Regions from separate parts of the Homo sapiens genome. Here regions 1 and 2 are each linked to region 3. A link is a loop called in an ENCODE intact Hi-C map of the cell type or tissue named here. Cell type or tissue: chondrocyte. All regions are shown on one strand.

What was found. A loop is a pair of places that touch in the nucleus more often than their neighbours do. Peaks named below come from ENCODE experiments on the same cell type or tissue, not always from the same donor. Only the 100,000 strongest peaks of a DNase experiment are listed, where the experiment ranks them.
Region 1: a loop joins it to region 3, with 2.7 times the contacts of the local background. A loop is called at or near these places in 11 of 110 quality-filtered maps.
Region 2: a loop joins it to region 3, with 12 times the contacts of the local background. A loop is called at or near these places in 25 of 110 quality-filtered maps.

What each region holds. Positions count from the first base shown.
Region 1 is chr18:46,327,658-46,335,657 of GRCh38, reverse strand. ARK2C (arkadia (RNF111) C-terminal like ring finger ubiquitin ligase 2C) reads right to left here and starts at 1,640. Exons shown (of 8, transcript NM_152470.3): 1 at 1,323-1,640. The coding sequence starts at 1,383. RefSeq lists enhancers at 1,587-2,197, 2,198-2,809. In chondrocyte, no CTCF peak of the experiment used is centred here; no DNase peak of the experiment used is centred here.
Region 2 is chr18:46,476,364-46,484,363 of GRCh38, reverse strand. LOXHD1 (lipoxygenase homology PLAT domains 1) reads left to right here. Exons shown (of 41, transcript NM_001384474.1): 40 at 619-777; 41 at 6,412-7,091. The coding sequence ends at 6,892. Among named protein-coding and RNA genes, the nearest start is that of ARK2C, 150 kb to the right of the region's middle. In chondrocyte, CTCF peaks have their summits at 2,893 and 3,099; a DNase peak (open chromatin) is centred at 6,742.
Region 3 is chr18:46,169,738-46,177,737 of GRCh38, reverse strand. ARK2N (arkadia (RNF111) N-terminal like PKA signaling regulator 2N) reads right to left here and starts at 3,704. Exons shown (of 5, transcript NM_145055.5): 1 at 3,408-3,704. RefSeq lists enhancers at 2,691-2,820, 3,421-3,470, 3,501-3,760, 4,081-4,130. In chondrocyte, CTCF peaks have their summits at 2,846, 3,976 and 4,176; DNase peaks (open chromatin) are centred at 3,217, 3,707 and 4,257.

The sequences.
Region 1 (8,000 bases), 160 kb before region 3:
CCCCCACCCCGACTTGGTAGAGGAGCCCTGGTCGGCCAAGGGAAGACATCATTCTGTGTATGAGGGAGTGGGGAGAGGGGGAGGAGGGCCTGAGCCAGCAGGGATTTAAGCAGACGTGGAGTGGGAGAGGATAGAAGAAACATTTCCAAGACGAGAAATGTGAGTCCAGAGGCAGAATACAAAAAAGAAAAAAAATGAATCTAAATGCATCTCGGATTTGCTTGGGAGGTGGGAATTTTTTATTAAAAGAAAATGAAAGAAATGTGGAGTGGAGGTGGGGAGAAGAGGGGAAAATCAAGCTATTGTTGTAGCAGAATGTGAGGGAGAGGGGATGTGGGGAAAGGGGACCGTGCAAACACACCCCATTTATCACAGTTAAAAACAAAGCCCGCGCCGGCCCGCTGCTTTGTCAACCGCTGCCCGGGGCAAAGGCCTGGCGTGGGGGCAGCTTCCCACCTCATCCTCACACACAGCACAACACCCAAGGGCCGGACGCCCCGCTCCAGCCGGACCCAAGGAGGGCACAGCAGCGCAGGTCTGACTCTCCGAGGCGCGCGCGCACACTCGCACACATGCACACACACATACAGACACACACACACACACACACACGCGCCCAAGCATCTTGAACCCGTGTATGCAACTGTCATACAAAGACAGTTGCGGGGGGCGGGGTGAGCAGGGCAATAGCACAAGGGCGATGCACAAAAAGGGTTAAAGACGAAAAAAGGATGGGATGGAAAATCGTGCAAGTGCCCACGAGAGGGTGGGGGCTGGGGCATGGGATAGGGCAGAGACCCAGGTCCCAGCTAGCCAGCCATCGGTACTAATGAACAAAAAATGAATACAAAACACACATAACACAAAACACACATATACCTCAAAAAAAGCAAACCACAGAAAACCAAGCATGCTCTCGCGCGCGCGCTCTCTCTCTCTCTCACACACACACACACACACACACACACACACACACACACACACACGGTCATGTATCTTTCTCCTTTCGATCATACAGGGCTAGGTATTAGGGGAAGGGGCTGTGATTTGGGGGAACCACGTCCGCCGCAAAAAATAAAAAATGGGGCTGGGGAGGAAGGGACCCAAATTCGCCAAACCCTAACTTCACTACAAAAGCTCCCACGAGGGCGGCCGCCCCCACCCTCGGGGGTCCCCCTAAAATGGGGTGGGGGGAAGCCACCGCTCGCCCTGCGTCCTCGCGGGTGTGCCCTGAGCCCCCGGCCGCCCGCGGCGCCCGCCCCCGCCCCGGTGCCTGCGGCGATCCACGCTCCGAAGCAGACCCCGAAAGGAAAAAGCGATACCTCTGTTTCGCACAGAGCCAAACACTGGAAGCACGAGATAGCCGACGTGGACCAGGACCATCCTGGCTCCTCGCGCGGCGGCGGCGGCGGCGGCTGCGCGCGGGCCCTTTGTGGCGCGGCTCCGGGGCGCGGGCGCGGGCGGCGGCGGGGCTGCGGGAGCCGCCGGGGCGGGAGGCGGAGCGCGGGGCGCGGGCGGCGGTGGGGCGGCGGCTGGCGGGGAGACAGATGGCCCATGGAAAGGCTCCCTTCCCGGCCCCTCTCGACATTCAAAGGCGCTGGGGCCGCAGCTGCCGCCACACAAAGGCGCGCGCAGCCAATGGGAGCGGAGCGCAGCGCGGCGCGGCCTCGCCGGAACCGCGGGGGACAGCGGGGACCGCGGGCGCGCGGGTGGCGGAGGGAGGGAGGGGTGACGGCTGGAAGGGGGCCGGCGGCCAATCGCTGCGGCCCGCTGCGGGGCGCGAGGGAGGGGTCAGCCCCACGGGAAGCGTGGAGCCCAGCGCGGGTCCCTGGCCGCCCGCGGGCCGGAGAGGGCGCGCGTGAAGCGCCCCTGCACAGACATGGGCGGCGTGAACACGGAACGTGCACACATGGAGAGGGACGTGCACTCAGACATGTGGAGGTGCGTTCCTTAGTGCAGAGAGACGGGCACGAGCGCCCTTAGTGCACACGACCCTGAGGTCCCTGCACACCGCGCACGGGTCACTCGGGGACGTGCGCTCGGAGGCTGGCGCACGTGTAGAGCCTGACTGCGGGCACAAGGGAAGCTGGAATGCGAACAAGCAGCCGCAAACAGGACCCAGGCACTGTCACACAGACATGCACACACCAAACGCCTTGTTAACGCAGGACGCGTGCCAAGAACGCATTCTCAGAGACACACAGAGGGAACACACGATGCAGACACAGGTAAGACACGCACACTCCCCAGGCTCTCTGCCTGGCGCACCGCGTCGTTGCTCTTGGAGAGCACAAAGCTCACAATAATTATTTGCTGAATTGAAATTCACTCATTCACTGAGGTCTTTGCCAACAGTCTACACAGAGACACACTGCCCAGAAAACCCAGGGCCACTCATCTACCTTTTGCCCTGATCTGAGACAGGTACACCCAGCCATGTGCACAGACACGCCCACTTCCACAGCCAGCAGGCGGATATGTAACATCAGGCTCTGAGGCTCCTGCAAATTCACACGTGGAGGCGCAGCCACCGTGTCACATGTGCCCTGTGACAGTCCAGCTGGGGACAAGCAAGACCCAATCAAAGAGCCTTCACCGCAAGCTTTGTTGCCAGGAGGACGACTGAGGCGGTGTTCTTGCATGCTCAGCTGACCTTCTGTGAAAACTCCCAAGGCAACCCTACGCCTACAATCAGGCTCACAGTTCACACACTAAGGCCAGAGAATGCTTCAGGGGCCCACCCACGGGCAGAAAGACAGAGGACATTCCCTACATTGGGACTTGTCTTCAAAGCCCAGTGGTTTCTTTCTTTAATGAGTCTGATAAATAGGAGATGGTAAAAATCACAGTATGTGGAGCTGGAAAGAATCTAATCCAACCCCAACCTGCCCTCACCTTGGAAAAGGAGGGTCATTCATTTAATCCATGCTGTGTTGAGCAAGGGCATAGGGAGGTGATCCCGATCTGCCCAAGATCCCAATTCTTGGAGGCCAGAGAGGGCCTCAGAGATGCCAACGGGCAATCACCATAGAGCTTGTTCCATGCAGAAATGGGCAGCACGGGAAGCTGGGCAAACGGGGAGCCTTGGAGGGGCACCCAGCCCAGTGGGTGGCAAGGGGAGGAGTTGAGGCTGACTCCGGGAAAGTGACTTCTAAGGCTTTTGAGACTTGAAGAATAAAGAATGGGAGAAGTGAGGTAAGACAATGGACAAGACAGCAAAGGGAAAACCACAGCCTGGCTTTACCCAGACAGCTACCATATTCCCAGTGGCAAGGGCAGAACCCAGGGTTCACCATTCTCTCTCCCATAAGCCCGTGGATCTCTCAGGCCTGAGCTCTCTTTCCCACCCTAAACTCTGGCTGCCCCCAGAGAACTCAGGGATGAAGACGGCCAGAGGCAAGTCTCCCAATAGCAGTCCAAGTCTCACCCTAGGCAATTTTTTTCAACCCACTTCTACCACCAGCTCTTTCCTTTTTTCATTATCTGATAAATAAACACAATGCCACTACTAATTGAAATCTGAAAAAAATGAAAGGATTTTAACAAACACCTAACTACTAGAAGTTTTTCCTGTTCTATTTCAGGCTTGGACAGTATGCATATATATCAGAATTGTCATCATAATCTACATATTTTTCATCCTGCTTTTTAAACTTAACATTTTATCAGAAACATTTTCCTGTCCTTTTACGTAGCCATTGTAATTATCATTTCAAATGCTTTTATATATTCCAACTAGTGAACGTATCATGATACTACTTAATCATACCTTATTCTAGGGCATTTAATTTGCTCCCAGTGTTCCATTATTACAGATCATACAATAAACTTCATGCATATGGCATCTCATTTTGGTCGAACTATAAACGTAGAATAAACTTCTAGGATTGACATTCATGGATTGACAAATACGGAAAACTATGGCTCTTGCCACAAATTGCTTTATAAAAAGATAAAACTCATTGTCAGTACTATCAGCAGTATGTATATGGTATGCCAGTTTCTCTGTGCAACCTTGCTAGTTTTGGATGGGCATTCTTTTTTAAAAATCTTACTTTGTACCAGAACAGCTTGCAAAAGCTTATGATTACCCAATCTGACCTTGACAGGAAGGAGGTCAGGGTTCAAACTCTGTAATCAAATTGCCTGGCTTCACATTCTGCCTCTGACACATAGTAGCTCAGGCAAGTTATTTAACTCCTCTAGGCCTTGGTTTCAACATCTGTAAAATGGGCTTGATGATAGCAACCTTCTTGGTGGGGTTCTTTTGAGAACCAGATGAGTTAATACTTGTAGAGTACACAGAATCGGGCCTGGCTATTAGGCTCTTAGTTCTTTCCCTTCACTTGTCCATCTCTCCTTGCTCACCACCTCTTGCCCTCCACTTGCTATTTATGATTGCCTAGTTAATGCAGTTAGTGTAAATTATGCTATAGCATGGAACATCCCTCAGAGAAAGGCAATCATCAAAGAACAGACCAGCAATGCAAACCAAGGGAAATCTATGAGTCCACCTAATAATTGCATCCTTCGTATTTGCACATCAGAGAAACCTGACAGACAGATGCCTGCATTTTCAGTACACCAACATATAAACACAGGCATGAGCCTCCTGCTAAGAAGGAATTTTTGTGGATTAGGAGGAGGAGTTTCATTTTTAATGAAACCTTGTTAACTACCTAACATTTCTCAGCCCCAACACACCCATCTGTATAATGGGGATTAGCACAACCCCTGCCAGACCTACCTTATAGGTTTATTGTGAGGATTCAGTGAGAAAGTGATAAAGAATCTGAAAAAAAAAAAAAAAGAAAAGAAAACAAAATTCTAGAAGCATAAATTCATTGATGTCTCCAGAATGAAAGTCGATTATTGTCTTGCCCGTCTCTTGTTTTTCAGGTGAGGAAGCTAAAGCTCAGAAGGTTGTAAACAAGGTCACAGCCATTCATGGCTGAGCTAGAACTAGAATCCATATTTCCTAGCACATAGCCTAGTCTTGCTTCTACTTTCTATCTGTTTCCGTCAGGCTGGGATGACTGTTTTCCACTCTCCCTCCCATTAGCTAAAGTCCATAGAAGTACAATAAGAAGATTTCTGGAGTAGAAAGATTTGTAGAAATATTCCATTCTTCAGGGTTTTTTCTTTGTATGTTCTGCACCCCCTCAATCCCTGCCAAAATCAATGCCTAGTGCATGTTTGTGGCATAGCATGTAAGGCTCAAGAAGTATAAAAAAATGAAAAGTGAAGGTTGATCTATAATTCCTAATCCAAAATGGAAAAACATGGCCTTAGAGGATGGAGAAAGCGCTGTCACTTTGGTCTCTGACCCACACTTTGAATCCCCACTCTCTTTTGGCTCCACTATGACCACCTGCAAAAAGATTTCTACAGATCATCATGTTTCTGGAGCCCAGAAGTATCTGTTTTAAGAACAGCTCTTTTGGAGCCCAACCTTACATCTAGGTTATGACCACATTGTCCTTTAGTCAACAAATGAAAACAAACCCACCACATCAGTCATGTAGATAACAAAAATGTTCAAGAATGATGACAGCATTCCTGCTCTTCTCCATGTTGTGTTGACATCAAGTTGACAACTTGCAAAAGCTGTGCAAAACAGCTATGCGTCAATCAGTGAACCTACTGGGACTGGTGTCACGACAGCCCTGTGCTGAACGTGGCAGGGGATTCTAGATGCGGTCTGCTGCAGAAAGAGCCGTGGCCCCAGGCACTGATGGCCGCTGGGGAGCCAGGGCATAAACACAAGAAAGTAAAGAGTAATCAGGACAGGCTGCCCATAACGAAGGATGATGGTGAGTCAGACAGAAGTCACGGTAGGCCTGAATACTCAGGAAATCCTCTGGATGGATCAGGGGAGATGAGGACCCTAAAGTGTGGGTCTATTTTGAACAGGCTGAGAAAATGGGAGTGGCATTGAGTCAAGGAAGCAAAATATGAACAAAAGCCCAGAATTAAAAGCAGAAGAAAGAGAAGGAACTGGAGCCAGGCGTGGTGGCTCAGGCCTGTAATCCCAACACTTTGGGAGGCTGAGGCGGGCAGATCACCTGAGGTCAGGAGTTCGAGACCAGCATGGCCAACATGGTGAAACCTCGTCTCTACTAAAAATACAAAAATTAGCCAGGCATGGTGGCACATGCCTGTAATCCCAGCTAGTAGGTAGGCTGAGGCAGAAGAATTCCCTGAACCTGGGAGGCGGAGGTTGCAGTGAGCCAAGATGTTGCCACTGCACTCCAGTCTGGGCAACAGAGCAAGACTCCATCTCAAAAAAAAAAAAAAAAGAAGGAAAAGGAACTGGAAAAGGTGGAAGTGGAGGGGAAGGGGAAGAGGAGAAGGAGGAGAAAGAGGAAGAGGAAGAGGAGTGAGAAGGTCAGAGAAGAATAGGAGAAAGAGAGAGAAGAGAAGCAGCAGCTTGGAACAAATGTGCTATATAGGAAGGAGCTCAATGTTCTTGGCCGAACTGGGAACCTGGGTCATGGAAAGCATGGGAACAGTGAGGACTGCACCATTTATTCATATGTTCACTGCACAGTCACTGAGTAGAGCCTTTTGCATCAGAAAGTGCAAGGGATACAAGATAAGATGAATGAAGCCACTTCAGCCCTCAAACAGGTATGGGCCAACAGGAAATGAAGCAGTTACCAGGGTTCACAATCCCCTTCTCCAATGTAATTGGGAAATTACCTGAGCACCTGGCTGCCCAGGTTAAATCCCAGCTGAAGATCCCAGACCCCCTGGCAGTGAGGGAAGGCTGTATGATTAAGTCCTGCGGACAGGGATGAAGATAGGAATGTTGTGGGATATCTTTCGTAGAAGATAAAGCTCGCTTGGAGGATGCTAGAAATTGGTAAATAAAGAGAAAGAATCAAGTATGTGTCCTGGCTTTCCCATACAAACTCTATTATTTTAAGATAATGAAATATTTAATGAGAGAAATTTCTTTTTATAGAAATATTGGCAAACAAATAAGAAATGATATCATGAGCATGTCATCTTGATGAAATAAAAGTTCTAGGCAATGACCGTTAATGGCTGCTAATATCAGCAAAAGAGAGACAATGGGCCATGATGCGTTTCTGATAGAACACACCACCATCCATGAGGTGGTCTTTCCAGAAAATGAAACCTGAGCCTGATGAAAGCTCCAGATCTAATTTCCAATTGTTAGGAAGCACAGGAAACAAAGAAACGTAGTAAAAGATAACATTGGGATGCAATCTGCAAAATTCAGATTAGGGAAACTCTATAGGATAAACCAACCATTTTCTTCAAAAACCAAATTAACAGGTGCTAAAAGGAGATGGAGGGGGAGCCTATAGAGACATAAGGGATCTATCAACCAAATGCAGTGTTTAGATTTTCATGAGATGGAATTAGAACAAGTAAACTATAAAAGTAATTGGGGGCCAGGCATGGTGGTTCGAGCCTGTAATCACAGCACTTTGGGAGGCCAAGGCAGGAGGATCACTTGAGCCTAGGAGTTCGAGGCCAGATTGGGCAACATGGTGGAACCCCGTCTCTAAAAAAAAACTTGCTGAATGTGGCCAGCTACCCTGGAGGCTGAGGCACCTGAGCCCAGGAGCCCGAGGCTGTAGTGAGCCATGCTCGTTTCACTACACTCCAAATAAATAAATAGTAATTGGGGAAATGCACACTGACTGGATATTAATGATATTAAGGAATTATTGGGGTATTTTTAGGTGGAATAATGATATTATGGTGATGTTCACACAGAAAACCCTTACACAGTCAGTTCTATGTACCTGCAGGTTCCACATCTGAAGATTCAACCAACTTCCAGTTGAAAATACTTGAAAAAAAAATACAAATAACAATACAACAATAAAATTAATACAAATTTTAAAATACAGTATCACAACTATTTTCATAGCGTTTGCATTGCATTACATCTTATAAGGACTCTAGAGAGGACTTATAAAGTATACAGGAAGGTGTGTGTAGGTCATATACAGATACGTGAT
Region 2 (8,000 bases), 310 kb before region 3:
TCACCTCTCAAAGACCCTACCTCCAAATACCATCACACTGGAGAATAGGTTTCAACATATAAATTTGGGGGAACTGGGGCACAGACATTCCATTTATAACAACCTTTTCTTCAAATCTCTACCTCAGGATGAAGTCTGGACACCTTAGACTGGCACTTACCCCCACAGGCTGCCTGCACCCATACCTTCTCCATTAGCTTTTCCCTCCCTGAACCCAAACTTCACCCAAGCCAGCATTCCCCCAGAAATATCTGCACCTCCACACCCCACTGTTCCCACCTATGACTTTGCTAAGACATGTCTGTTACAGGGGACTCTTCCCTTCCCCTCCTCCCTCTGCTCTCCAAGTCTCACCACCCTCCCCATCTCCATCCTGCATAACGATGTCACCATTCTTTGGTGCTGAGGCCAGGCAGCTAGTGGGGCTTTTTCATCGTGATTGTCTTGGTCCCAAACTGAACTGAACCCCTCAAAGCCTCCAGGACTGCCATGAGCTCCTGCTTGCCATCCCATCCCTGTTCCCTGGCCCACTGCTTGGAATGCAGCAGGCCCCCGACAAATGCTTACCTGCTTCAGTGGGCAAAGGCAGCTCATGGACCACACTTTTGTTTCCTGCAGGGGGACCACAGACACGTTTGAGTTTGACAGCATCTACTTGGGGGACATTGCCTCCCTCTGTGTGGGCCACCTTGCCAGGGAAGACCGGTTTATCCCCAAGAGAGAACTTGCCTGGCATGTCAAGACCATCACCATCACCGAGATGGAGTACGGCAATGTGTATGTACTGAGCCTCTCCCCAAGGAAGTGCCACTCCCTCAGCATGGGGCAGGGACTGAGCTGGACCATGGGCAAGAGAGCAGGGTATGATGAGGTCTCTTCTTCAAGGTCAAGATTACCCTGTTCAGGAGGCCTAGAAGGCAGGAAGGGAAGAGACAGCTGTATGCTTCTGAAGCTATCTGGATTGTGCATCTACTATCAGAGGCAGGGGAGTAGGCCAGATGACCTGGGGTGCATCTAGTCTTTGGATCCAGGGATGCTTCCTTGGAAGGATACTGAGAAAGTCAAACAGTGCCAGAGAGCAGAGACTTTCCTTGCCTTCCCCTTCCCTCAATCTAAAATGACAAAGAAACACAGTTATGAAGCCTGCTGTTTACACGGTCATAGTGAAAACCCACCATCCATGTGGGCAGAGTAGGGACCAGAGACAAGCTAGGGTAATCCAATGGTCCATCTGCCTCACAGTACCCCAGATAAGGGGCTTTGCATTCTCTCATCAGAGCCTTCTGGAGACTCAGACATTTCTGGAAGATTAAGGGTCTTAGTTACCTGGGCAACATAGTCACAGTCATCAATTTGTCTAATTAAAACCCCTTGGTAACCAAGCTGGAAGCCAGGAAGAGCCCTGAGGCTCTGGAAGGCAGGAAAGGTGCTGAGAAGGAGCCAGGGGAGGGTGGAAAGGGGAATCCAAGATCAAGGCTTGCCAAAGGGTAAGTGAAAGCTGAGTACATAGCTCACAGGGCCAGAACCACTGTGGACGCTCCCACATCTGCACCTCTCCCTGGGGCTGGCCCTGCTCATACCACACCCTAGAGCCTTCCCTGCACAAGGAAAGGTAGCCCTTGTCTGCACAGAAGCGGCAGCCAGGCTGGACCTAGGCAGAGCCCTCGGCTATGGGCTCTGGCCCTCAGGAGGCCAAGCTTCTCAAAGCCACACTTGTCCAACCTGCAGCTCCCTGGATTTGGCTCCCCCAGACCAAGCAACTCCTTGGGAATTTGGCAGAAGAGGTTCTGACCTCTGCTCAGACTGCCATAACAAAATATCAGAGAGTGGGTGGCTTAAACAACAGAAAGCTATTTCTCACAGCTTTGGAGGCTGGAAGTCTGAGATCAGGGTTCTAGCATGGTGGAGTTCTGGGAGCACTCTCTTTCTGTCCTGCACATGGCCGCCTTCTCTCTGTGTCCTCACGTGGCAGAGAGAGAGAGCTCTGGTTTCTCTTCCTCTTTGTGTAAGGGCACTAATTCCATCATAAGGGCCCCACCCTCATGACCTTATCTAAACCTAATTATCTCTTGAAGTCCCCCATCTCCAAATACCATGGCATTGGGGGTTCCAGCTTCAATGTATAAATTTGGGGAGATACAACTCTGTTCATAGCAACTTCCCTCTTGAGCTATGGCATTATTTGCTGCTCTTTTAGAGAAAGCCCAGCTCAAGTACAATCAATCCTGTAGGAGTTGCTCTATGTGGCTGCTAGGACCAGTACTGATGAGAACTTGACAGCTGGGAGACTATCCCAGAAAAGTGAATGACTCACTGAGCAAGTCAGGGCCAGGCCTAAGCCCTTTCCATGGCTCAGTACTACCTCCCATCCACAAGGACTGTGTCTGCTGATACTGCTCATCTGCAAACCTCCCAAAATAAACAAAACAAAATAAAATAGTCACCCTCACATTACCCTTAAACCCACAATGTTGGCCGAGAGAGAGTTCTCAGCACCACCTGGCACCTTCCTGTCTTAGGAGGAAAGGAAGGCAAAGGCCCAGCTGTAAGCTTCCTGCCCCACAGTCCTGGGCCTCAGTTGTAGAATTTTCCATCCTGCAGAAGAAAAAGCCGCTCTTAATTGAAGCATCTTTCCCTCCAGCCTCAGGAATGCAGCCTGTCTTTTGTTGTCACCAGGGCTGGAGCGGGGAGGAAGAGATATCTGTGAGGAAGGGGCTCTTCCTGAAGTGAAGGGGTTGCAGGGGGTCCAGGCCTCTGGATACTAGCGCTGTCACCTGGTCAACTGTGTGGCCTCCAGCAGTTACCCATCAACTCCTTGTGCTTCACGCTGCCCTTTGGGAGGAGAGCTGGATGCTCTATAGGGTCTAGGGTAGAGGGACGATGGCAGGGGTGTCAGCCTAGGAGCTCTCTGAAGTCATGCCCTAGCTCACCCCTGCCTGCCTGCAGTTCTCAAGCCTGTGGTCTCTGCTGGATGAAAACCTGTCACCTGCAATTCTCAAGCCTTATTCTCTGCTGGATGAAAACCTGTCGCCTGCAGTTCTCAGTGGTCTCTGCTGGATGAAAACCTGTCGCCTGCAGAAATACCACCTTCGTCCAGAAGGGGGACTTTGCAGGCATGTTTAATCGTGGTGACAATTCACATGGCCTCATTCTAGAAGGAACCTACATTCTGCATTATAAAACCACTTGCTTAACACTGTGTGTAACATCCACAATTCCTTTCCTGCCACCATGTTAGCCATATTTGGAGTTACATGAATTACAAATGAATTTAATCTCAATATCTCATACACACAATAACTCCAAATGTCCATCTCACAGCTATTTCCATTCTGATCCCTCTTTTGCAGTGTGCTGTTGACCTTCCTGACCAGTTCTCATTCATCACTAATAGCCTCAGGATTTGGGTGAAAGGTCATACAAAAAGACCTTATTTTTTAACTGAAAACACCTTTATTGTTTATCCCGGTAGCATATCTAATACACAACCATAAAAATTCAAATACAGAAACGTATGTAAAAGAAAGTAAAAATTCCCTACAGCCCTGCCCATCAGAGGTGGCCACCATGATGAGCATTTTGGTGACCCCATTCTCTCTGGGATTTTTCTAATACACAATGTTCACAGATGTGTGCTTATACATAGTTTTGAATATGTATCACTTTTTTCTGCTCATTTTTCTCTGCTTTTGCCTTTACTCTGGCTGGACACCTTCCCCCCTTTCTAGCAGGAGCAGCCCGCTGAGTGTCCTTCCAAAGCCAGAGCTTTGTGTAAGTCTGCAGGGCCCACATTTTGGTGATCCTATAATTATGTCTATCAGAAAACATTTCCTTATATCTACACCAGGGAATATTTTTCAGCCATCAAAAATAATGAATTAAATACATACCAGATGACTTGGAGCAATTCCCAGGAAGTATTATTGAGTGAGAAAAGCGAGACACAGGAAAACATGTCTTATGTGATGCCGTTTTGTAAAGGGAACACTGACATCCCCATATGTCTATGTACACGTGGGTCTGTGCAGGGTTGGGTGAAATGGAGGGAAATTTGGCAGGCTACACCCTCAACTGTTACATGGGTTATCTGAGGAGAAGCGATGCTGAAGTGAGAAGGAGAAAGAAAGAGAGCCAAGCAAAGAGGGAGCAAAAAAAAGTACGTTTAGAAAAGTATGTATATGATCAGATGATTTTTGTATTTATATAGAATGATGCATATTAGTGGGCATATGCATAAAGAAATACATTTTAAGAGAATTTTAAAACAATGCAAGTATCTCCTCCTCTAAGAAATTGTAGTATGTAACAACAATCCAAATTTATCAAGTGATAAATTGGGGGAAGAAGGATCTCAAAACAGAATAAGGATTTCCTGCAAATGTCTTTAAATGGCTTATTCTTCAGGGCCAGGCAGGCTCTGGCTCTGGGTCACCTTAAGCGCTGACTTTTCTTCTTCAAGTCTCAGTTCCTCCTCCTATGAAATGGGAGGATGATGCCCAGGGTTGTTGTGGGAGCTAATGAGATTCAAGAATGCAAAGTCCTGGAGTTGTGTAAGCAGGCAAAAAACCAAAGGTGTTTTTTTTTTTGTTTTTTTTTTTTTCTGTTAAGAATGTTCATCTAAAATAGGGTTTGATTTTGCACCATTGGGCACACCTTTTCAGTGTTGCATTCCTGAAGTTGTTAGCCAGCACCAAGACAGCTTGTTTTCAAAGGTGTTAGCATATTAGCAATTTGGAGTGGGAAGAAACCATAGCAATTGTTCAGTCCAAACCTCCAGCTTCGCCAATGGGAAAATCAAGATCTGGGTAGGATATGTGACTTGTCCAAGGTCACACAGATGGTAGGTGGCAGGGCTGGGGCAGACCATGCCCTCTCACATCCTGTGCAGCATTTTCCCACCATGCTGTCTGGCTTTTTCCTTTATAATTCCTGAACCCACTGTCATTACCCAGAGGCTAAAATTGGGGATGTGCAAGAGAAGGTTTGGGAGGACTTCTTGGTCCAAGACCATTCTCTTGGCTCTAGACTTGCTTCTGCTTGTGATGGCTTCTTCGATAGAGGACTTTCTCTTTCCCTTTGTACTCTGCAGTCCATGAACACACACACACACACACACACACACACACATACATATATATACAAACTCTTTGTTCAACTCAGCCAAGTGTAAGGGATCTGGGAGCGTACATTTAATAGTCATATTTCCACTTGGTTTTGCCTAAAATTGTCACTCTGGATTCAGCAACTCCCTCTAAAGGTGACAACACCAGGTACAAAAATTAACCAGTCCCTTTAAGGGAGCAAGAGTATCTGCAGATGGGAGTGAGCTTGGAAAAGAGCAGGTGACAGGTGAGAAAGGAAAGCACAGCTGTGTGCAGTGACTCACACCTGTAATCCTAGTGCTTTGGGAGGCCAGCGCAGGAGAATTGCTTGAGGCCAGAAATTTAAGATTAGCCTGGGAAGCATGGTGAGACCCTATCTCTACAAAAATATATTTTTTTAAATTAGCTGGACATGATAGTGCATGCTCATAGTTCCAGCTTCTCAGGAGGCTGAGGCAGGAGGATGACTTGAGCCCAGGAGTTCGAGGTTATAGTGAGCTATGATCGCGCCATTGCAGTCCAACCTGGGTAGCAAATTGATACCCTGTCTCTAAAGAAAATAAAAATTAAAAATACATAAAAATGAATAAAGGAAAACACAGGAAGAGGAGAGTCAGATCATGAGGAGTTTTGCAGACCGTTGTAAAGTCTTTGGCTTTTACTTGACATGGGAAGCCACTGGAGGGTTCTGAGCAGGGGAAGGACATACTTGGGCTTACCTCTCAATAGGATCACATGGCTGCTTCATAGAGAATTGACCACAGGTAGCAAAAAGCTAGAAGACCAGTTAGGAGGCTCTTGATAATTTCCAAATAGGAGATGATGGTGACTTGGACCCAAGTAGCAGGAGGGCAGATAGATACTAGACAGTTTTCAAGTGGGCTGGTTCTGGATATATCTTAAAAATAGGGTCGGCCAGGCGCAGTGGCTCACGCCTGTAATCCCAGCACTTTGGGAGCCTGAGGCAGGTGAATCATGAGGTCAGGAGTTCCAGACCAGCCTGGCCAAGATGGTGAGAAAAAAAAAATAAAGTCAACAGGATTTGCTTATGGATTGGACATGGAGTATGAGGGGCAAAAAAGAAGTAGAAGAATCAAGAAGCAACTGGAAGAATGGAGATGCCCGTCCATGGTGAATTTGAAGTTAAACAAGAATCCATACGCACATTTAAACCAACATTTCCAGCTCCAATATCCCATCACCTTGGGAAGGGATCATTTATAGATGAGCAAGGGGATCTGGGGGAGGGAGCAGCCTCGGCTGGGGTCTGCTTAGCCCCTACCCCTCCACTCTCCCACCTCTCTGCCAGGTACTTCTTTAACTGTGACTGCCTCATCCCCCTCAAGAGGAAGAGGAAGTACTTCAAGGTATTCGAGGTTACCAAGACGACAGAGAGCTTTGCCAGCAAGGTCCAGAGCCTGGTGCCCGTCAAGTACGAAGTCATCGTGACAACAGGCTATGAGCCAGGGGCAGGCACTGATGCCAACGTCTTCGTGACCATCTTTGGGGCCAACGGAGACACAGGCAAGCGGGAGCTGAAGCAGAAAATGCGCAACCTCTTCGAGCGGGGCAGCACAGACCGCTTCTTCCTGGAGACGCTGGAGCTGGGTGAGCTGCGCAAGGTGCGCCTGGAGCACGACAGCAGTGGCTACTGCTCAGGCTGGCTGGTGGAGAAGGTGGAGGTCACCAACACCAGCACCGGCGTGGCCACCATCTTCAACTGTGGCAGGTGGCTGGACAAGAAGCGGGGGGATGGACTCACCTGGAGAGACCTCTTCCCTTCTGTCTGAGGGGCTAGGGCCCCCACCCTCTCACTGAGATGCCCCAATCTCACATTTCTGCCCTCCACCTTGGCGGTCAGCAGCCCTTCAAAGCCTCTAGCATTGGCACTGGGGGCTAGCAGTCCACTGAGAACTTCATGGGGTCCTGCTCCCCACCCTACCCCCAGTTTATTGAACCTACAGTGATAATAATTAGCATGTGTCATAATCTGTGGCTGCCCAAAAATAATTTTTTGTATTTCCTTTTTCTGTAATAACAGTAGTGACCAGGCTGGGACTTGCTGCAGAGTGTGGATGAGAAATTGAGTCTTCACCCAGGGGATAGAAGTGGAGAAGCAGAGGCCATCAAGATGGTGTATTTTAAGCAAAAACTAATTAACACTTTTCCCCAAAAAAGCTAGGCTAATTAAATTATTACCAACCATATCCTATAAAGAACTCATCTTAGCATCTGCTTGCTAAGAAGTGTATACTTTTCCCCAGTTTCAATAAACCCAGTGGCAAGTGGAGAAAAACCTCAGGAAGAAGTGTTTTGCCGGGGGATTTATGAGCCTGTGAAAAGTAGATAATTCTTTCCATCACTTTACAGAGAACGCATTGGCAAGTGCCTGCTGGTTATCCCAGCCTGTGCTAACACAGTCAGGACTGGACACAAAGGTGATAGGGATGGCACCTGCAACAGCCTGGTCACTGGCACTCTAAGGCCGGGAGAGAAAGCAGGGTCATTGAGGTTATTTGGTGATTATCACCTGTGGCTCTCTGTGGGCAAGGTTTGGACTGAGAGCTGAGAGGGGCTTGGGAACAAAGTGAAGACCTGGTCTTTACCCTCAAGGGGAATGTGACCTTGATGGAGAGGCAGCAGGAGAACTGTACATTTGAGTACCCACACAGATTCACACATGCACACACACTCTCCCTGATCGGCAGTCACAAAGTCACAGCAAGACTTCGCAGAGCTCAGCACCTAACTTCTGATTTTCCTGTAGAGAAAAGGACAGCAACAAGGTGGGTCGGGCTGGAAAATATCCCTACAGGAGGGCACCCCAGGACCAGTGTTTCTGCCACTTTGCTGTCCCTGCACCCTCTGTCCCAGAAAGGTCTAAACTCGCAGTGAGGC
Region 3 (8,000 bases):
TGGGCTCTCAAGGCCGGGCACGGTGGCTCACACCTGTAATCCCAGCACTTTGGGAGGCCGAGGCAGGTGATCACTTGAGGTCAGGAATTCGAGACCAACCTGGCCAACATGGTGAAACCACATCTCTACTAAAAATAAAAAATTAGTCAGGCGTGGTGGCAGGCGCCTGTCTTAGCTACTTGGGAGGCTGACATGGAAGAATCATTTGAACCCGGAAGGCAGAGTTTGCAGTGAGCCAAGACCGCGCCACTGTACTCCAGCCTGGGCAACAGAGTAAGACTCCATCAAAAAAAAAAAAAAAAAAAAGTAAAGAAAAAAAGAAAGAACAAACGAACAAAAGAAGAAAAAGAAAGGGGCTCTCACTATGTTGCCCAGGCTGATCTCAAACTCCTGAGTTCAACTGATCCTCCCGTCTCAGCCTCCCAAAATGCTGGGATTAGAGGTGTGAGCCACTGTGCCCAGCCCCTTACAAATATTTTATCCACTCTATTTTCTATCCCCCTTCTATATAGCTCTCCCCTTTTATAGTCTCACAACTTTTTATTCATAGTATCATATGTACTTCATTTTGCCTAGAGAATTACAGTAACCCAAGAAACTTTATTTGGTCCCAAACTCTTTCCTAAAATAACAGAAGATAATGAAATCACTATTCCTTAAAGGAACACATTAAAAATCCAACATTTAGGCCGGGTGCAGTTGCTCACAACTCTAATCCCAACACTTTGGGAGGCCAAGGCAGGAGGACTGCCTGAGCCCAAGAGTTCAAGACAAGTCTGGGCAACATAGGGAGACTCCATCTCTACAAAAAATTTAAAAATTAGCCAGCCGTGGTGGCTCACACCTGTAATCCCAGCACTCTGGGAGCCGAGGCAGGCAGATTGCCTGAGGTCAGGAGTTCGAGACCAGCCTGACCAACACAGAGAAAACCCGTCTCTACTAAAAATACAAAATTAGCCAGGCGTGGTGGCACATGCCTGTAATCCCAGCTAATTGGTAGGCTGAGGCAAGAGAATCGCTTGAACCCAGGAGGTGGAGGTTGCGGTGAGTGGAGATTGCACTCCAGCCTGGGCAACAAGAGCAAAACTCCATCTCAAAAAAAAAAAAAATTAAAAATTAGCTGAGTGTGGTGGCGTGAGCCTGTGGTCTCAGCTACTTCGGAGGCTGAGGTGGGAGGAATGCTTGAGCTCGGGAGGTTGAGGCTGCAGTGAGCTGTGATCATGCCACTGCACTCCAGCCTGGGTGACAGAGCAAGAGTGTCTTTAAAAAAAAAAAAAAAAGCACACACACACACATTTTTCACCTTTACAGGTTTTTCTCAAGTACTGTCTATTCAGTAAACATGAATACATGCTATTTCCATATCCTCAGTTATGTGCAGGAAAATGAGGAAGATCTAAGATGATTTACCAAAGGTTTGGGTCTCTAGTGTACATGAATTCCAAACTTTAGAAAGAAGAATACTGAAATTGCCTATTTATCAAGTCTGTTCATGCACGTGTCAAAAAAAGCTGTAAGATTGGGAATCCCAACAAAACAACTTCTTGTATAATGAGTAACTACAGAAGCGCACAGAATTTACTAGTCACACAATAAAGAGACTGAAAGTACCAATATCACTATTAATATTAGAAGCAAGAAACCTTTGAAGGACACGCATTAGCCCTCAGTTCTAATGGAACTGCATTAAATTAGAACCTAAAGCTGAATTTATCTTTACTATATGGGTTTTGAATTAATCATAACCATAAAACAAAGAGTATTATGACAGTTACTCTCACATAAATGCATGTTAAATATAAAGTGAATAAGTAACAACTACACGGTGAACTTATTCTAACAATGGAGAAAGTTTCCAGCTCCAATATCCAGTCCATCCTATTTTCCACAAAAAGTTGTCAGAAAAAATTTTTTTTCCCATTAAGAAATCTGATTCAGTCCAGGCGCCACGGCTCACGCCTGTAATCCCAGCACTTTGGGAAGCCAAGGCGGGCAGATCACGAGGTCAGGAGGTCAAGACCAGCTTGGCCAACGTGGTAAAACCCCGTCTCTACTAAAAATACAAAAATTAGCTGGGCGTGGTGGCGCGTGCCCGTAATCCCAGCTACTCGGGAGGCTGAGGCAGGATAACTGCTTGAACCATGTGTTTTTTTTTTTTTTGTCCTGAGACTCCTCAGGACATCAGGCAGTAACTATCAATTGTAGGCCTCTAAAAATGCTTGTTAAACCAAAAGGCAATGCTCTGATTACTGGAGGAATCTAGATTGCCAAGATCAGCAAAACTACATTAGAAAGTTAATAGCTTCCATCCTTAAAATATCCCAAGAGAAGAAAGGGAGTGATTCTGTTAGCATGTACCCAATACTACACAATAAAAGCCTAAGCAAAATTGGCAGATGTTTTTGTAATTAAGAGGTCCAACCTTGACGAAGTATCATCAGTAGGATTTTAATTCTACTGGGTAAGAGGATTCAGAAAGCAAAAGGTCAGGCAAAAAACGAAAAACCCATCCAAACAGAAACTGCTCAAGGATCTGGTAGGGCTCGTACCGATGTTCTCTACTTCAACCTGTGAGCATCAATTTTGTGATGGGGGCTGCCGGGGACGGGGGTCGGGGCGGGGGGGTGGACAATTTTAAAGTGAGAATGAATGGCTTGCGTAAAGGCGATAGTCTTTAACACGGGTTCGTCAGTGTACATCCTCGCCGGTTTTGAAATAAAGTTGACAAACTCCCCAGAAGCGGTCTATTTTGGAGACTGACACATCTCTCGCATTGACTGGAGGCGCCTGCCGACCGAAGGTAGTGGAAGCGCCGAGAGGCAGGCGGCGCCAAGCCTATAAGAAAGCCTTTTCTCCCTCCACCAAGGCCACTGCGGCCGCGGCGCCGGAGCTCTCCGCTGCAGGGGCAGGTGTCGGCGCCAGACCCCCTACTCTCGGAGCTGGCGGAGTTGCCGCCACTGCTTCCCCCGCGGGCCTAGGAGCCGGAAAGTTGCGTGAAGACAACTCCAGGGCCGTGAAGTCGCTTCCCCCCGCAGCCCGGGGACTGCGGCACCTCCAGCCTCCCCTCAGCACCCCCGGAAAAGGACTCGCCTCAACCCGGCCCCAGCGTCTGGGGGCTTGGAGTGCCGGAGCCAACTCCGCCGGGCCGGGAGGACGCTAGGGTCACCAACGGCGGACGAGCAAGGAGGTCGGAGAGGTGCGATGCCCCAGCGTCAGCCGGCAATCCAGGCTGCGAGTTCCCGGCGCCCACCAGCCAGGCCCGCTAGGACCCCAGCGTCCGGACGCCGCAGAGCCCTCACCGCGGCCCGCAGCCCTCCGATTCGCCCCGACCCCTCCCTGGGACGCAACCCGGGCCCCCCAACTCGACCAGTAGCCAGGCCGCGGCCCTGCGCCCCTTCCCGCCTCACCTGCGCTCCGCGGCGACTCCGTGCCTTCTCGCTCGCTTCGCGCGCGCCCCGTCGGGGCACGCACCGAACCCCCGGCCGGGACTCTTCCCCGCTGCGGTGACTCAGGACGCGACGGCCACCGCCGCCTTCTCCTCCTCGGAACAAGCCCCGGCAGCGAGCAGTGGGTCGCGGTCAGAGCCCCTGCCGGGACCAAAGTGAACCTCGCCGCCTCCGCAGCCTCTACCACCAAGTCCCTTCAGTCGTCCGCGCCGCCCCCAAGAAAATGTCACCAGAGGCCGTTCCGCTGGGCGCCTCACTTCCGCCCGGAAACACAGAGCCCGCGTCGGCCGGCTAGAGAGGCAGCTGCGCCGGAGACCTCTGGAGACTGGCGCCCGAGGCCCGAGAAAAGCCAGACAGCGCCATCTGGCGCGATGGAACCCGCGCTCCTCCCGCTGCAGACCGCGGGGCGTGAAGGCGCCGGCTCCCCGGGCTTCTTTCCCGCGCTCCCTCCTTCTGTTGAGACCGTCACCTTCCCGAAATGTCTTTCCCGGGGGGTGGGAAAGCCACTCAATGCAAGCCAAGGACAATGCCTTCAGCAAAGGACAGCGCTCCCTTTTCTGTGCGCTGCTCAGTACTCACCCCCTCCTGAAGCCCTTCCGAAAGCAGCTTGCGGTGTCTGAATCCCAGAGTCGCTCCAGCGGAGAGCCCGTGCCCTTCTCTCCCCGCTTTTTCGCGGATGCCGATAGCTGGGCTCGGGGAGACTCGGCTGAGCTCTTCTCGGGCAGCGGCACCAATATCTGCTCAAGTTTCTGTCCGGGCACCTTGCAGGCCTTGCAGATCGACCGCCACCTGCTGGTGGGACGTGGCCCGCTGGGGAGACCCCGCTCTGCCCCGAATTCCGCCTCTGCAGTCGCCCTCCGATTTGCAGTCAGCCCTGGGGAGGGTGGGGGAAACGAGGTGGACCCGAACCCCGAAGAAGGGGAGGAGGGCGCAGGCCCACTGGCGGGTGGAGCGTTTCCCAAGGAGGAGCAGGAGATGCTGAAGACATATCTCAAGACTCAAGATCTGGCCAAGGACCCGCGCTCCCCCAAAGCAAAGCAGTGTTTTGAGAAGAAAAATAATAATAATAAAGCTTTGAGGAGGAAAATGTAAACGGTCTTTACCTTTACAGAGCTGTGCTGGAACCTCGGATGAGACCCGTCAAGAGGAGATTCTGAAAATCTCACACCACTGGGTCCGCACTCCCCTAAATATCAGTCTCCCCCTTCAGACCAGGCCCCTTAGTTCCCCCACTTCACTCATTTTTTCTGACTGCCTACAGGAGTGCGAGTTTTTCATCCCCAACTACAAGAATAAATTAAGAAAAGAAAATAATTTTATTATACCAGGCACCTTGCATTTAAATGGGTTAAATCCACTGAATCCTCATTACAACTCATAACAACCCTATGAGTTGGATGGCGTTACTAGTCCCAAATTGCAAAGGTGGAAACTGAGGGACAGAGTGACCTGCCCAAGATGACACATCCAAGTAAGTGGCAGTGTTGGATTCCAACACAGGCAGAGCTTACTTTCTTAACCACAGCCACCAACTGCCTCACTGAGAATCACAGAGAACGTAGTGTGTGCTAGCTAAGTAGTTTATCCGTGTATGTTATTTCACTCGTTCATTCATTTATTTACTTTCTGCTACCTGAGTCCTCAAGGGATTTGAGAGGTTATGGGGTAGTGACAAGAGCCCAGCCTATTTCAGGAAAAAAAGAAAAGAAAAGGAAAAATCACACTAAGATCACAACTTTCAGTCTGGAAATGAATGAATGTGGACTAATACATTGAGTTTTTAAAAGATTCCTTGACAGTCTGATCTAATCAATGCTGCAGAAATACTGAAGTAGGACCCTGACTACTGAGATACCATCTTGGGTCCTTCTCCTGTTTTTTGTTTTTTGTTTTTTGCTTTGTGGTTGTTGTTTCTTTGTTTTTTGTTTGGTTGGTTGGTTTTGGTTTTTTGGTTTTTTTCTTGAGACAGAGTCTTGCTCTGTCGCCCAGGCTGGAGTTCAGTGGCGCGATCTTGACTCACTGCAATCTCTGCCCCCCGAGTTCAAGCGATTCTCCTGCCTCAGCCTCCCGAGTAGCTGGGATTACAGGTGCACGCCACCACACCCAGCTAATTTTTTGGTTTTTTAGTAGAGACGGGGTTTCACCATGTTGGCCAGGCTAGTCTCAAACTCCTGACCTCAGGTTATCCACCCACCTCAGCCTCCCAAAGTGCTGGGATTACAGGTGTAAGCCAGCGCACCCAGCCCCTTCTCCTGTTTAATACCAATAAGTCAATTTCCTACGTCGAATGGCCTTTGTATATTTTTGGAGGCTAGGGCATTTGATATCCTAATTACTAATATTTTTATTACTACTATATTTCCATTATTAAATGGTACAGTTACTTGCTTCTTCCCCTTCTTCTGTAGGAGCAGAAGGGATCCTACTTCTGCCTCAAAGTCTTCTGTGTATCCAATACTTAGCTCTACAAGCTCCTGAAATGCCATCTCTCCCATAAAACCAGCTCAGCCCAGACACAACCCCCGTCACCACTACCCTTATTACCCCCTCCATCCTGGCCTTCCACTGTGGGTCAGGACTCCCCTGCTCACACACACTCTCCTACAAACATGTCTGCCCTTGGTCTATCTGTAGGGTTACTACTAAACCATATTCGTCATCCTCTCAACTTCTGTCATAGCCCTAGAGGCCAGAGCCAAGCCTGTCAGAATCACTCTTCACCATCATTTTTTGCACCTGATATACCGCCTAGCCTGGGGCTAAGCCTGCAGCAGGTACCTGCCAGCTGTGGTGGCCTGGACAGTAGCATCAGGGCGTGGCTGGTCTGGCTTTGACTGTAACCTGATCTCTCCTGACTGAGCAGGTTACTTCTACCATTTGCCCTGTAAAATGGACACAATTATGAGAACCACTCTAGAGATGATGAAAGTAGGGGGAGACGAGGGGAGGGAACCCTCATTTCTGGGCTCTGGGCTGCCCCCTCCCTTCCATCTCAGATTGCTAAGAATTGGGCAACCTAAGGCCAGGCGTGGTGGCTCACGCCTGTAATCCTAGCACACTGGGAGGCCAAGGTGGGCGGATCACCTGAGGTCGGGAGTTCAAGACCAGCCTGGCCAACATGGTGAAACTCCATCTCTACTAAAAAAAAAAAATACAGGCCGGGCACGGTGGCTCACGCCTATAATCCCAGCACTTTGGGAGGTTGAGGCGGGCAGATCACCTGAGGTCAGGAATTCAAGACCAACCTGGGCCGGGCGCGGTGGCTCACGCCTGTAATCCCAGCACTTTGGGAGGCCGAGGCGGGTGGATCATGAGGTCAGGAGATCGAGACCATCCTGGCTAACAAGGTGAAACCCCGTCTCTACTAAAAATACAAAAAATTAGCCGGGCACGGTGGCGGGCGCCTGTAGTCCCAGCTACTCGGGAGGCTGAGGCAGGAGAATGGCGTGAACCCGGGAGGCAGAGCTTGCAGTGAGCCGAGATTGCGCCACTGCAGTCCGCAGTCCGGCCTGGGCGACAGAGCGAGACTCCGTCTCAAAAAAAAAAAAAAAAAAAAAAAAAAAAAAAGACCAACCTGGCCAACATGGTGAAACCCCGTCTCTACTAAAAATACAAAAAATTAGCCAGGTGTGGTGGTGCACACCTGTAATCCCAGCTACTCCGGAAGCTGAGACAGGAGAATCACTTGAACCCTGGAGATGGAGGTTGCAGTGAGCCAAGACTGTGCCACTGCACTCTAGCCTGGGTGGCAGAGCGAGACTCTGTCTCAAAAAAAAAAAAAAAAAAAAAGAAAAGGCTGGGCACTGTGGCTCATGCCTGTAATCCCAGCACTTTGGGAAGCCGAGGCGGGCGGGTCATGAGGTCAGGAGTTTGAGACCAGCCTGGCCAACGTGGTGAAACCCCGTCTCTACTAAAAATACAAAAACAAATTATCCAGGCATGGTGGCAGGCACCTGTAGTCCCAGCTACTCAGGAGGCTGAGGCAGAAGAATCACTTGAACCCAGGAGGCGGAGCTTGCAGTGAGCCCAGATCACGCCACTGAACTCCAGCCTGGGCGTCAGAGCGAGACTCTGTCTCAAAAAAAAAATTAGCCGGGTGTTGTGGTGCACTCCTGTAGTCCCAGCTACTCGGGAGGCTGAAGCAGGAGAATCGCTTGAACCTGGGAGGCGGAGGTTGCAGTGAGCTGAAATTGTGCCACTGCACTCCAGCGAGACTCCGACTCAAAAAGAAGAAGGGGCAACCTGGCCTCCCTCAACGTAACCACCCACCCCCACCATAGCCAGCACCCACTAGGATCGCCCAGGACCTGCTAGAAGGCAGTGGCCTCTGGGGAAATGCTGACCTTCTGCACAATAGTAGCCACAGAACCTCAGACAAGTCACCGCTTCCAGGGTTAACATGACTCGCTCTGCCTCACAGCGTCATTCCATAGGATTAAATGGCCTCCTCCAACACAAGGACATCCAGAAGCATTCTAAGGACTCTGAGTAGTGGAAGATCAGACAGTTGTCAGGACCAGGGGCTCTGGGGTTTGACAGATGTGACATTGGACT